Regions from separate parts of the Homo sapiens genome. Here regions 2 and 3 are each linked to region 1. Evidence: read pairs that join two places in POLR2A ChIA-PET (ENCODE). Cell type or tissue: K562. All regions are shown on one strand.

Region 1 (5,000 bases):
CTACCCTCTTAACTTTGTAAGTGAAGGAACATACTAAGAGCCTCAAGGCCAAGGTCAGATAGTGAGTTATTAGCAAAGCCAGGGCTCTGGACTCAATCTGGAGTTGTTTCTGGTGGGCTTCTTTCCTAACCTCACTTAGTGTGTATAAGGGATTGTGTTAATCAGTTTGAATAAAGATGGACCTTGACCCTGAGGACTTTATGCTTAGGTGGGGGATTAAATATGGAAACAACAGTGATAATGAAAGGCAGAAAGTAATGGGTGGTAAAAAGATAAAGATAAGGAACTATAAGAGTTTAGAGAGGAGGGAGAGATTACTTTTATTTTTGTTTGTTTGTTTGTTTTTCGTTTTTGACCCAGGCTGGAGTACAGTGGTACAATCTCGGCTCACTGCAACCTCTGCCTCCCAGGTTCAAGTGATTCTCCTGCGTCAGCCTCCCTGAGTAGCTGGGATTACAGGCGCCAACTGCCACACCAGGCTAATTTTTGTATTTTTAGTACAGACGGGGTTTCGCCATGTTGGCCCGGCTGGTTTTGAACTTCTGACCTCAGGTGATCCATCCGCCTCAGCCTCCCAAAGTGCTGGGATTACAGGCGTGAGCCACCGTGCCCGGTCTACTTTTAGTTTTAAGGATAAAAGAAGAGGTGACATTTGAACTACTTTTTTTTTTTTTTTTAATTTGGAGACAGCATCTCACTCCCGTTACTCAAACTGAGTGCTGTGGTGCCATCACAGCTCACTGCATCCTTGATTTCCTGGCCTCTAACAGTTCTTCTGCCTCAGCCCCCAAGTGGCTGGGACTATATAGGCACACACCAACATGCTTGGCTAATTTTTCATTACTTGTAGAGACGGGGTCTCATTATGTTGCCCAGGCTGTTCTTGAACTTCTGGACTGAAACTGTCCTCCTGCCTCGGCCTCCCAAAGTGCTGGGATTACAGTTGTGAGCCACCACGCCCGGCCCCTGAACTATGCTTTGAAGAATGGGTAGGATTTGGACATGTGGAAATAGGACAACTAGTATGAGAGAAAGGCCTTTCTGGGCCAGGGGCCAGGGTGATCAAAGGCATACAAGCATAGACAGGGAAAAATGAGTAGTGAAAGAGCTAGGCAAGAAAGAGTCCGTTAGCACCAGATGGTTAAGAGCCTAGAATGCCAGTTTTCCTTTCTGCTTTTCAGTTTATCTTTCATTTTTGACTCTGGAGTAATCTAGTACTTCTTAACATTGAACAGGATTTATATGTTATGATTAAAATATGATCCAGAGAGCACATAAGTATCCTTAGAGTAGAAGCTGAAGGGAAAAATTATTAGTGTTAGAGAAGCAACCTTGAGTTTACCAATCCTAAAAGTGTTGGAAAGTGAAAAATATTTTATTTGTAAGGAGAGACAGTGTTTTTTTTTTGTTTGTTTTTTGTTTTTCTTCATTAGCGTCAAATTGGCTGTAGTAGAACAGGAAGCAGTTTTGAAAGTCTTTACAAGGGCCTTCTAAAATGTGATTTCTAAATGACTGGATCTTAATTTTTGGAGGCAGGTTTAGTTCAGGCAGAAGGGTAGTTTATACAGATCTGCAGCTAAGCTGAGTAGCTTTTAGAATTTAGGGCAGCAAAGCAGGGTATTTTATACAAAATCCACTTGTAAGGAATTGATGGCTTCTTTATTCCAAGAATTTTCTTAGATTTCAGCATTTATGTCTTTGACAGCCTGTATGACTGAAGATGTTTTGAAGTCTTGGATGGAACTTGCCTTGTTTCACAGGGGAATTGGGTAGCTAGAAATGAAGGTATAAATGCCAGTAAGTTGTGTCTGTTAATCAAGTTGAAGTACTGGTGGCAGTTCTCAAGCTTTTCTGTCTGCTGATGATTTCACACTTACTGCTTCTAATTAAATAGTGTGTAGTCGATTTGAAGAAGCCTTGCTTCTCTTTGACCCACCAGTTCTGTAAAGGTAAAAGCCTTCTTAGAGTGTTGCCCAGGTAACAACACATACAGAGACTGCTTAATAGCTCATCATGGAAGTGTGTGGAAAATTTTGGAAATGTTGGTAAAGAAGTTGCTATAGTAAATAACTACTTGGTTGGTAAAAAGCTGGGCTACTTCTGGATAGTTGATAAAGAGTTTTTGAGATGAGCCGTGGTTCTAAAATAAATATGAATTGTGTCATTGCCACACGATTTTCTTCAGTTATGTAAGCTCCTAATATGTAAATGTTGTCCTACCATTTTAGAAGGTGTCAGCAGTTTCATGTGACCTGTTCCACAATATAGCACACCCCAAACACCACGATAAGAGTTCAAATATGGCATGGCCCAGATGCCTCACACCAGTTAAATGATAAAGCTAATCATGTCAGCACAGTGTTTCTGTTAAAGTTTTTTCCCCCTCTTTTTTGAGGCATGTTAGTTTTCACGAATTGAGGTTATTAGAATCTTTCCAGATTTTCTGCCACCATTTTTTTTGTGTGTGTGGTAAAAAGTATAATGATGGTGCCCTTAATTAAATTATGTAAACATTTGTAAAGATATACACGCATACACATAGTGTGCATATATGTATGTGTAGACATACATACATATATATTTACATATCATTAGTTCTTGGAATTTGTGGTGAAAATACACCCACCTGGCAAATGGTTGAAAACAAGTGTTCTAGCTCTTTGAAGACTACCATGTGAGTATTCACAAATATGAAAGTAATGCAAACCCAAAGGGAGTTTTTGTATGCCCAATTTCAAGAAAGGAGCACATTTTAAAAGGCAAGTATGGAATTCATTCATATACCAGTGAGGAATTTCTCAACTTCTCCTTTACCCCACACATACACCCGTTTACCATTCTCATTATTAGCAGTAAGCAAAATTAGAAGACTTTAAGAATCAGACTTCTACTACAAGTGATGCAAATAAATATTATTTTTAGAAAAAATACAAACCTGTGGTTTTGAGTTATGAAGGTTTAAGAGACACATATCACTAGTTTTTTTTATAAACTACATGGAGTGTTTTCTGTGCTTCAAGATGTCGTAATTGTCATTGTGAGGCCTTTTGCTGAGAGCATTGTATAAAGGAATAGTTGTTAGAATGGTTATTAGGTGTTTCTTTGAATAGTTTATTTTTCTGTAGTCAATTTATCTTGCATACATTGATGGCCGGGGGTGGTGGCCCACACCTGTAATCCCAGCACTTTAGGAGGCCAAGGCAGGCAGATCACTTGAGGCTAGGAGTTTGAGCCTAGCCTGGCCAAGATGGTGAAACCCCACCTCTGCTAAAAATACAAAAATTAGCCGAATGTGGTGGTGTGTGCCTGTAGTCCCAGCTACTTGGGAGGCTGAGGCACAAGAATCCCTTGAACCTGGGAGATGGAGGTTGCAGTGAGCCAAGATCGTGCCACTGCACTCCAGCCTGAGCTACAGAGTGAGACTCGGTCTCAAAAAAAAAAAAAAAAAAAAAAAAAATTGAATAGAGTATACTACTTTAGTGAAAAATTGACCATTGAAAAATCAACCATTGAAGGGAGGTTATATATATATTGGCAGACAGTAGGGTTTCTGAAGTTGTTTTAGAATAATTTTGTTATTGAGCAGCTGTTTTATCACCAGACCTCATTCATTTATTATTGCTTTTTTCCATTTTTTTTTAAATCTCATGAACTGTATTCTTTCATTTTAAATCTCTCATATTTGCCCTGAAGTCAGTGGTCATATTTGGACTAATGTTTTGATTTGCTGTTGTCTGCGCAAAGATCTATTACCAAGTTGCATGATCAAGTTGGTATTGAATGGTAATTCAGTTAATGTCTTCTTCTCTCCATTCCTTTTTTCCTTCTGTATTCTAGAAGTTACCTTAACACTAGTGTGAGATTCCTGGCAAAGTTAATGGGGAAATGAAATTAAATATTACTGTTATTCAAATCCTAGGGTGACCTTTTTGCCAACACTAATGAACATAGAAAATTTTTCAGCATGAATTATGCAGCTTAAATTTTCACTGAGGCTAGGCCTCTTAAGTTTAAAAAATTAAAAGTTAAAAAAATATTTATGGGGTACAAGTGCAGATTTCTTACATGTATAGATTCTTACATGTATAGATGTGGTGAAGTCTGGGCTTTTAGTATACCCATCACCTGAATATCCACCATTCTGTATGTCCATGTGTACCCATTGTTTAGCTGTCACATATAAGTGAGAACATGCGGCATTTGACTTTCTGTTTCTGAGTTATTTTACATATGATAATGTAGGCCTCTTAAGTTAAAAAACATTCTGACATGCATTTTATAGTTCTTGTCAACATTATCAATAGCTTTGATAGATGAAACAGGTTTCTCCTGTTGCAGTTGGTATCACACACAATAAATTAGCCATCCCTACCATTTGAAAATATAAAGGTGTTTTTTTTTTTTGACACGGAGTCTTGCTCTGTCGCCCAGGCTGGAGTGCAGTGGCATGATCTTGGCTCACTGCAGCCTCTGACCTCTGCCTCCCAGGTTCAAGCAATTCTCCTGCCTCAGCCTCCTGAGTAGCTGGGACCACAGGCACGTGCCATCATGTCTGGTTAATTGTTGTATTTTTAGTAGTATTTTCACTATGTTGGCCAGGCTGGTCTCAAACTCCTGAACTCGTGATCTGCCAGCCTTGGCCTCCCAAAGTGCTGGGATTACAGGCGTGAGTGACTGTGCCTGGCCCAGATAAAGTTTTTTTAAAAGATAATCTAGTAATAGTAGGAAAGAGAAACCAGTTTATCAGTTAATCTAATACTTCCTATTTTGAATATAAATTTCATTGTGTTGCATGGTAACTTCATTATGTTCCACTGAGTATTTACTTTTCTAAAGACAGACCTTTAACAATTTTTCCTTTTTTTCATGTTTTGGAGACAGGGTATCTCTCTGTTGCCCAGGCTGGAGTGCAGTGGCACGGTCATAGCTCATTGCAGCCTCAAACTTCTGGTCTCAAAGCGATTCTCCAACCTTCGTCTCAGGAGTAGCTGGTGGGACTA
Region 2 (5,000 bases), 1.7 Mb before region 1:
CTTTCTTTCTTCTTTCTGTCTTCTTTCTCTTTCTCTTTCTTTCTTTCTCTCCCTCCTCCTCCCTCCCTCCCTCCCTTCTTTCCTTCCTTCCTTCCTTCCTTCCTTCCTTCCTTCCTTCCTTCCTTCTTTCCTTCCCTCACTTTGTTGCCCAAGCTGGAGTTTGGAGTGCAGTGGTGCAATCATAGCTCCCCACAGCCTCCATTTTCCAGACTCAAGCAATCCTCCTACCTCAGCCTCCCTAGCACCTGGGACTACAGGTGCACACCACCACACCCGGCTAATTTGATTTTTTTTTTTTTTGAGAGATAAGGTCTCACTATGTTGCCCAGGCTGGTCTCAAATTCCTGGGCTCATGCAAGCCTCCTGCCTCAGACTCCCGAAGTGCTGGGATTACAGATGTGGGCAATTGTGCCTGGCCTTGAATGATATTTCTTTTAGAGATATTTCTGTTTTCAATGCTTAAAGTAATAGTAATTCTTTCCAGATGGCTTGAAATCAAAACATTCCCATTTCCCTTTAGAAAATGGCCACAGTACAATATCTCCCAAATAGTCCTACAACAACAACACAGGCTGAAGTATGCCTAGTCATTTGTTAGTCAAATGGGAAAGTAGGAAGAAGTGACGGATTGGTGACAAACTGGCTCAGCCAGCTGGTCCAAGTTAGGAGCCATCTTTCCTCTCCCTGGATGAGAATGGCTGTCCAAAATTGCAGGATTTCAGGGGTAGGAATGTTTTAGGATTGCTTGCAAGTCAAAGGATTCATGTGGCGAGAGTCACGGGGGAGATGGAGGTATACAGAGAAATGAAGATGACAAATACCTGCATTGAAATATTAGCGATTCTGAGATCCTCCATTAGGCCTGAGGGGAGAAACCATGACTTAATCATTTCTTTATCTCTAGTTAGCATGTTTGCTATCTCTACGTCTCTATCTCATAGCTGGCACATAACAGCTGTTTCATAATATTTAGTTGATTGACTGAATAAAAGTAAGATTTGATGTTTGTGAACATATCTCAGGAGTGCTGCACAATCTGGGACTTCCTAAAGGCATAAGATTTGTCCTCTATAAATGAAAGATATATTTCTTTTTATTTTTTTAACTATCCCTCATTTAACTCTGATTTGATTTTTCTCAGCTGGGCTCCTTGTTAACTGGGAATTTGAATCCAAAAAACTGGCTCCAAATGAGATACAGAAGATAAATTTTCTTTCTCCTAGGCTCCTAAAAGAGGAACAATTCATTCTGGGATCCAGAAACGGAACCCAGAATAGGGATTCTTATAAATTCTAAGCGAAGCTCAGAATTAAACAAAGAGAAGTGCCTTTCAGAGTTATCTTCATTGAGCGACCACACAACTGCCTCAGAAAGGCAAAAACAAATGTCCAGTAAGTATGGAATTTTCTGCTCATTCTTTCCAATTAATAAGCCCCCTAGGCTTTACAATAAAATCTGGGGGTTTTTACAAAGTCGGATCTCTTTTTTGTACATGAGAATTGTTAGAGTATACTGGCTTAAAATTCAAAAACAATAAGGAAAAGATAAGCAATGAGAATTAGTATTTGTCACTGAGAAACAACAAGGTAAGATACATTTACAGCTTAGTGGCTAAAAGCAGGGTCGCTGGTTGTAGCCTGACTGGGTTTGTATCCTGGCCCAAACCTTACTGCTTCCTTATGGCTTTGAGCAAGGCTGTTGTGAGACTGAAATGCATTTTATCAAGAAAAGTGCTTAAAATATACCTAGAATATAAGCACTCAATAAATATTAACTAATCATACTATTATTTTTCAAAAATGTTTTCTAAATCACAATTCTAATAAGTCCTGCTCAAAATACTTGAATAGCTGTTCATTTTCCCCCTGGATAAACTGTCCTTTAGTATGGCCTACAGGTACATTCCAGGGCTAGCCTCTGCTTACTCTTCCCCTGCAACTCCTCCCAGATCAAACCCTAAGCTCCAGCTTTACTTGGAGCTCTCTGAATTGCCTTCCTCTTTTATATCTCTGTACATATTCTTCCTTCTACTTGAACTATTCTTTCCCACTCATTCACCTGGCTGATATCAATTTGTCCCTAAAATAGACCAGATATCAGCTCTTCCAGGAAGCTCCCCCTAATATAATCAGCTTGGCTTAGGGACTCTTCCCATAAGCTCTTACTTTCCCGTGATCTGCTGCATCATGTTCCTTATCATGCTCTGCTGACATACTTTCCTTCTCTTCCTCCCCCGTGGACTATGTGCTCCTTTGGGAGAAGATGTGGCATCTTTTTCTCCAGTGTATCCCCAGCCTGTATCACAGAGCGGGTATTCTAAAAAGTGCTTGGAATTTTAAAAATGGCTAACTATTTAAAAGAAGGAGGCTTAAAAATGAGCAGACTTAAAAATGAGGTTTTAAAATGAATTATCCTATAAGGATCAGCAAAGGAAGAATTAAAACCCAAAAGAAAATAAATAAATACAGAAAAATCTGCAATTCCCCCACCTCTCAACTCACTCCTGAATCCTTACATTTGAAGCCTGGGATTCACTCCACTTTTTTTCAGTTTCAAGTTCTGCTTAAAGACATGTCAGGAGTCACAGTCTCCAGTGACCCAGGTCTTTGATGCCGCTACCTAATCCTGCTTTATTTCCTGCAAGCAACCGCAGCACCAACTCTGATCCTCAACAGGAAATTCTGAGCATTCACTGATTCAGGTCCTTTTAAGCTGATTATGGTTCTTAGCGGTAAGAGATCCAAGGCTTTCCATAATCTACACAATGTGAAGCCTGTCTATTGAACTAGCTCAGCACCTGATTCGTAATACCCAATTGCCTTTACTTTTTCTAAGTATGATAGAGGGCTCCAGTTAATTCTTTAAATACCCTTCTTAGTGGAAATACCATCCCATCACACATTGATTCTGAAAGTGATAGCTAAGGTCATTCAGCAGATCAGTGGCAGAACAAGGAGGTCAGATTCCAGTTCCAGCCAACAGGGTAGTTCTAGGGTCATATAACCCAAGTCAGTCTCTTTTTCCCTTTGGCATTTTTCATTCTGGACACAGAACTATGGAATCAAAAATGGGAGAGGGGGCAAGCTTAAGAGAAAGTCATATATTGAACAATGGTAAGTGGCATGAACATATAATAAATAACATTTACAAATTCCCTGTGTACTGATTCCCAGGAATCTGAAAGGCAGCAGCAAAAGAAAATGCCCTAAATTAGCCAAGGGTATTACCCGATGTTCATTTCTTTGGCATGAAAAAACCCCCAAAAAACTAGAATAAGAATTAGGAGGGAAATAAGATGTCTGAAGAGTTAGGGACTTTTCCATCATTTTCTTCTGCCATTTCTAAAGATTTTGCTTTGAGACTAATTGGATTTAAACTTCTGAAATGCCTTTCTTGGGATATTTGATCATGGCAAGTGGGAGAGACTTCAGAATATTTCAGTCTCAAGTGGGAATAACTTCAAAGCTATTCACCTTTCCCAGCAGTAGGCAAAAGAATGGTCAGGGAACATTTCAAAGTTAATGAAATCTCTTCTAGTCCAAAGTCCAAAGATCATATATCTACCTCTATAGCTCTTATACCTACTATATGGTCTGTCGCTTAGTAGATTCTCAACAAGTTTTTTTTTTGTTTTTTGAGACAGTTTCACTCTTGTCGCCCAGGCTGGAGTGCAATGGCGTGATCTTGGCTCACTACAACATCCACCTCCTGGATTCAAGCAATTCTTCTTCCTCAGCCTCCCAAGTAGCTGGGATTACAGGCACCCACAACCACACCTGGCTAATTTTTGTATTTTTAGTACAGACAGGGTTTCACAATGTTGGCCCGGCTGGTCTCAAACTCCTGACCTCAGGTGATCTGCCCATCTCAGCCTCCCGAAGTGTTGGGATTACAGGTGTGAGCCATTGCGCATAGCTAAATCATGGCCTCTTACCTTTTTTTTTTTAAGTGCCTTCAATTGTACCATTCACCAATTTCTGTGGTATAAATCTTCCAGCATGACCAATTTCAAGCTACCAACAGCTTAACAACCAACTCACAAAATTTTGGAAAAGTTAACAATCACTTTCATCACTTTCATAACCAGTAGGAATCAACTCCAGCACACCAGAGCTTGGCTCTCTGTATTCAAAAGCAAGTCAGTACTGAGTGGTTTCAATGCATTTAGCCCTCAAAGGGAAGTAGGGATACTCAGAGTTGGCTTGGGAACAGAAATTTGACAGTGTAATAAAGCTTCATGCTTAGAAAAGCATATAGGTGATGTCCTGTGGGAACTACCAAGGGCTGAAATAATTTTCTGCCTCTAACCTAGTATGAAAAATTGAAGAAGTACATGTAGACCCTTCCTCTGCATGCTGCACCTCTTCCTCTAAGCAAAGGAGAAAGAAACCTTAGCATGCATAAACCCTCTCCAACAGGGCTGAGGTTCTCCTGAACAAGGGAAAAACTCAAATCCAGGTTTGAATGTGCTCAAGTCACAGTTACCAATTTAAGATCTTTGTAATAGTGGAGATTAGATCAAAGAAGGTTATTTCTAATCATTGTACTGAAATGCTTATTTGTGATACACCAGGAATACTTTTTGTGTGTGTTAATAGAAAAACTAAAGTCTGTAAAATATTTTTAAAATATTAATTCTGAGCCAGTATGAGTGACCACAGCCCAAGGAAAAACACAAACCCAACAAGTTTGGTCCTGAGGTGGTTAAATTACAGATTGGTTTTATACATTTCAAGGAGGTAGTAGGAGTTACAGGCAAAAGCATAAATCGATACCTGGAAAGTATATATTGGTTCAGCCCGAAAAGGTGGGATATCTTGAAGCAAGGGCTTACAAGTCATAGGTGGATTCAGATATTCTATAATCTGCAATTAAAGGAACAAAAATTTGTCTAAAAGCTTGGAGTTAGCAGAAAGGAATTAAGTTATGAATGCTACGTCAGAGTTAGCCACAATATGATATGTTTGGCAACATTTATTGTTTGTAAGCATGACTTAGCC
Region 3 (5,000 bases), 370 kb after region 1:
ACGAGGTCGGGAGATCAAGGCCATCCTGGCTAACACAGTGAAACCCTGTCTCTACTAAAAATACAAAAAATTAGCCAGGCGTGGTGGGGCACTCTTGTAATCCCACCTAGTCGGGAGACTGAGGCAGGAGAATCGCTTGAACCCGGGAGGCAGAGGTTGCAGTGAGCCAAGATCGCGCCACTGCACTCCAGCCTGGGTGACAGAGTGAGACTCCGTCTCAAAAATAAATAAGCAAACAAATATAATGGAATCCTTCCATGCGCTCCCCTCTGGTACCATCGCTCTTCGTCTTTGTCTGAAGGTAACCACTGTTTTAAAGTTCATACTTGTCATTTCTGCATACGTCTTTATACTACATACAGTTGACTCTTGAACAACATGGGCTTGCACTGTGCAGGTCTGCTTACATGCAGATTTTCTTTTACCTCTGCCACCCCTGAGACAACAAGAACAATCCCTCCTCTTCCTCCTCCTCCTCAGCCTACTCAGTGTGAAGACGATGACGATGAAGACTTTCATGATGATCCACTTCTATTTAATAAATAGTAAATATATTTTCTCTTCCTTATGATTTTCTTAGAGTTTCTTTTCTCTAGCTTACTTTGTGTGACAATGTAGTATATAATACATATAACATACGAAATACGTGTTTTTGTTTTTGTTTTTGTTTTTTGAGATGGAGTTTCGCTCTTGTTGCCTAGGCTGGAGTGCAATGGTATGATCTCAGCTCATTGCAACCTCCGCCTCCTGAGTTCAAGCGATTCTCCTGCCTCAGCCTCCCAAGTAGCTGGGATTACAGGTGCCCGCCACCACACCCAGCAAATTTTTTGTATTTTTATTAGAGATGAGGTTTCATTATGGTGGCCAGGCTGGTCTCAAACTCCTGACCTCAGGTGATCCACTCGCCTCGGCCTCCCAAAGTGCTGGGATTACAGGCATGAGCTACCGCGCCCAGCCCACAAAATATGTGTTAATCAACTGTTTATGTTATCACCAAGGCTTCTGGCTAGCAGTAGGCTACTAGTAGTTGAGTTTTTGGGGAGTCAAAAGTTATACATGGATTTTTGACTGTGCATAGGGCCAGTGCCCCAACTCCTGCATTGTTCAGAGGTCAACTCTGTGTGTGTGTGTGTGTGTGTGTGTGTGTGTGTGTGTGTGTGTGTGTGTGTCCCTAAACAATATTTAGCAAGTTGACTGTTTTTAAACTTTATATCAATGGTGTATATTAAATATGATCGTCTACAGTTTGCTTTTACAGCTCAATAGTTTAAAAACAAAACAAAACAAAAAGCTGCAGTAATCCCCCTGCCGTTATTCATGAGGATTACATTTCACGACCCCCAGTGGATGTCTAAAACTAGATTAGTACTAAATCCTGTATACATTTTCCTATACATATGTACCTATGATGGTTTAATTTATAATGTTTGCACGGGAGATTAAAAACAATAACTAATAATAAAATAGAATAACTAGAGCAGGCCAGGCAAGGTGACTCACGCCTGTAATCCCAGCTCTTTGGGAGGCTGAGGTGGGCGGATCACTGGAGGTTAGGAGTTCGAGACTGGCCTGGCCAACATGGTGAAACCCCGTCTCTACTAAATACAAAAATTAGCCGGGCATGGTGTCATGTACCTATAATCGCATCTACTCGGGAGGCTGAGGCAGGAGAATTGCTTGACCCTGGGAAGCAGAGGTTGCAGTGAGCCGAGTTCATGCCACTGCACTCCAGCTTGGATGACAGAGCGAAACTCTGTCTCCAAAAAAAAAAAAAAAAAAAAAAAAAAAAATAATTAGAATAGTATGCCAGTATCACTAATCTTGTACATTGTACTTTGGAGCAATTATTAGGGAAAATAAGGGTTACTTGAACATAGCACTGTGATATTGTAATAGTTGATCTGATGACAGTTGAATGGTAACCCAGAAGGTGACTAACAATTAGTGTATACAGTGTGGTTTGATTCATTGAGGTTATGCTCACATCATGGTCAAAAGATGAAAGTGGAATGGTTTATATCTCCTTGTTCTCAGGAAAAAATAAAAGTTTTTGAATGCCACTGTTCAACTTGACACCATAAGGTTAAGTATTGTTTTGTTTTCTTGATCTGTTGCAGTTAAGACAATTTGCATGCATCTTTTAGGTATAGCTGTAAAATTTTCTCTTTTGAAATGTCATGAGTCAAAATTGAACTGTGGGAAATAAAAAATAAAGAATTTGTCTCTATTTATTTTTTTAATGAAAATCTCTTTGTATCTCAGAATTTCATGATGGTCTAGGAGGCCTGAAACTCTGTAGGTCTAGACTGTGAGGATCTCTGAGAACTGCATGCTCTGCATATTATAGGTACTCAATCAGCACTGATTGCTGGTGGCTTAAACTGCAAGAACTACGTTATAGCCAGCAAGCAAAGATGCCCAATTAGTCAGTGAGTGATTTGCCAGGGGAAGTCTATTTTCAGCCTGGGTAGTTACTATTAAGAGAGGATCCTAGAAGCTGCACTTTTTGCCTGCTAGGTGTTCGGAATACTTTTGAAAGAACTGAAGTGTTCAGTTCAGTGGAGACATCTTAGATCCTCTATATTTACAAATTTACAGCCCTTCATTTCCCAATTTCTTCAACCTTTTTCCTTCCTGGAAGTCATGCTTTCATAGTTTAGGGGAAATAATTAGTTTTATAAAACATTCAGTTCCTAAAAGATTAATAATTCCAAAGGAAAATATATTAATTGTAGTTATGAAAAATGCACTGACAACAGGCTATCAGCTTTCAGAATTGCTTCTTAGTTTTTCATTAAAATAGAAAACTCAAAATGTCTCATGAGTTTTATAGAAAAATTGAGCATATTTAAAAATTAAATATGTATAATTTTATAAGAACAAAAAAGGTTTGACCTTGAAAATTTTTTTCTTCAGTTTTATTCTGTTACAGGACAGTGCCTGCACATTAGTAGGCACTTGGTGAAGATTTGTGAAATGAATGTGATAGCATAATGTTATTGGAATTCATCATTGCTGAATTAATGTATATTTGTGGTTTCTGTAGGAAATCTTGTCCTTATCTCACCTCAGGTTTTTACCATAACATTTTTTTCCTCTTTGCAAATATCTTTTGATTGGTATTTTAATTATTGATAAGGTGTGCACTTGGAACATTCATTCAAAATGAATAATTCCAGTGTCAGGGGAAAAAAAAAAACCTCTGGAAATTTAATGTATGGCTTTTTTTAAGTGTATATATCACTTTTTTTTCCAAAGGACAGTTTGAAAGTGAAATACTCCAAAGTAAAAGCAATTTTAACTTTCTGAAACTGTGTATGTTTGTTTGCGTGTGTGAAAAAAGATGGAAAAAAGGAAAGATAGAAGAAGGGAGGGTTGGGAGATTGAGAGAGGGAGAGAGAGGAGAGAAATGTGCTTTCTATGAAATTTTGACACATTTCCAGGATAACTGAGAATGATAAATTAAGTAAAAAGAAAAATAAGCATTCTTATTTTATGTGGGAAGAATTATGCTTTTTTTCCTTTAAAGAAATTGATTTTTATGAAAACAAGCAATAATAGCTTTAACAAATACATAAAAATTTTTAGATCAAGCTGATAACTGCTTTTAGATAATAGCCTAAGTCACTGATTAGAAGGGAAAACCCATCTTTGGAAAATATCTTTTGGAAATCATCTTTTGTGTATCATGTTAAAATAAAAATTTTTCTTAGTCATTTCAAGGAAATTTTCTAACATTAGGAAGGGAAATATTGTTAATTCTTTTCAGCAGAAGGTAGAGTACCGGCATTAATGACAAATACATTTTTACCTTAGACCTTTTAAATAATTACTTTTTTCCTTTTAATAGAGAAAAGGACACATTTAGATATTGGATGTTTATTTTACATTTTAAAACAATTTTCTTTGGGGAAAAAATAGGGTGAAAGTTCTTGTAAAACCAAGGAAATTTTGAATTTGTAGAGCATAAGTAGATACTGACAATTTTTCTTGCTACATCTGAAGTTAGTTATTTGACTTAAAAGGCCAACAATCTCATTTATTGGTTTCTTTGAAGTAGTTGGTTGCCTTTTTTCTCTCCCACACCAAACTATAAAGATAATTTCATAAACCTCTTTTTAGTTGAGCTTTTGGGTTTTGCTAATTTTTCTGACTTAGATGAAGTTTCAATTAAAAATAGACTATAAACTTATATGTGGGTGGCAGTTGAATGAGTTGCTATGACAGTTCATATTATGAGGTTGAACCAAATGCAAAGTAGCTTAACAGAATTTGAGAAACATAGAGCTATATCAGTACTAATGATTACCCTTCTTTAACCTATGCTGCGTATAAAGGAACATGCCTTTCTCTCAGGGTACAAAAGTTTTACTGGAGAAATCAGTGAAGCCTGTAACCCTTATCCTACTGCTACTAAGAACCTATTTTCCTAAGGAACACCCCACTTTCCCACTTGTGGATATTGGTAAAAGGTCTTGGGAATATCAAGTCTGGTCTGTATTTTCCCATCCTCTACAGGTAATCTCAGAAGAGGTGCTTAATAAATGCTATACACCATCATCCAATTCTTGCTCCTCCTGTTCCTGAAAGAAAGTTTAGCCAGGCAGGGTGGCGGGCACCTGTACTACTATGGAGAGAGGTGTAGAGTGGTGCTACCTGAGAGCATAACACTAATGATCTGCCATCGTGTGAATTTTCCATATTTTTCTGCATTGTTTGTGGTCATTGTGGAAAAGTATGATTCTGATGCATGTATCAAGATCTTTTAAAGAACACAAAAAAGTTATAATTTTTTTCAACTCTAAAATCTTCCAGTGAAACTAACTTTTAAGGAAGATCTTCCATGAGTATCAAGTGGCTTCACATACCCTATGCAAGAGTATTGTTCAATAAGGGCTCACCCAGTTAGTTACTCTCTTCCTTAGTCCACCTTTTAAAAATGCTGCCAGATGAATCTCCTTGAAGCTTACATTGTTATGTAATTTCCTTATTTTCTTTAG

What was found. ChIA-PET counts read pairs that join two places held together with the same protein. Peaks named below come from ENCODE experiments on the same cell type or tissue, not always from the same donor. Only the 100,000 strongest peaks of a DNase experiment are listed, where the experiment ranks them.
Region 2: POLR2A ChIA-PET joins it to region 1 with 6 read pairs; 1 of 35 experiments calls an interaction of 5 or more read pairs at or near these places.
Region 3: POLR2A ChIA-PET joins it to region 1 with 5 read pairs; 2 of 35 experiments call an interaction of 5 or more read pairs at or near these places.

What each region holds. Positions count from the first base shown.
Region 1 is chr1:174,164,834-174,169,833 of GRCh38, forward strand. All of the region lies in intron 1 of RABGAP1L (RAB GTPase activating protein 1 like), which reads left to right. Among named protein-coding and RNA genes, the nearest start is that of RABGAP1L, 7.8 kb to the left of the region's middle. In K562, CTCF peaks have their summits at 779 (motif pointing left), 2,441 and 2,643; DNase peaks (open chromatin) are centred at 1,058, 1,918 and 2,298.
Region 2 is chr1:172,485,062-172,490,061 of GRCh38, forward strand. No RefSeq gene overlaps it. Among named protein-coding and RNA genes, the nearest start is that of PIGC, 43 kb to the left of the region's middle. In K562, no CTCF peak of the experiment used is centred here; a DNase peak (open chromatin) is centred at 2,146.
Region 3 is chr1:174,533,015-174,538,014 of GRCh38, forward strand. The region is part of intron 13 of RABGAP1L (RAB GTPase activating protein 1 like); the gene reads left to right. Among named protein-coding and RNA genes, the nearest start is that of GPR52, 88 kb to the left of the region's middle. In K562, no CTCF peak of the experiment used is centred here; no DNase peak of the experiment used is centred here.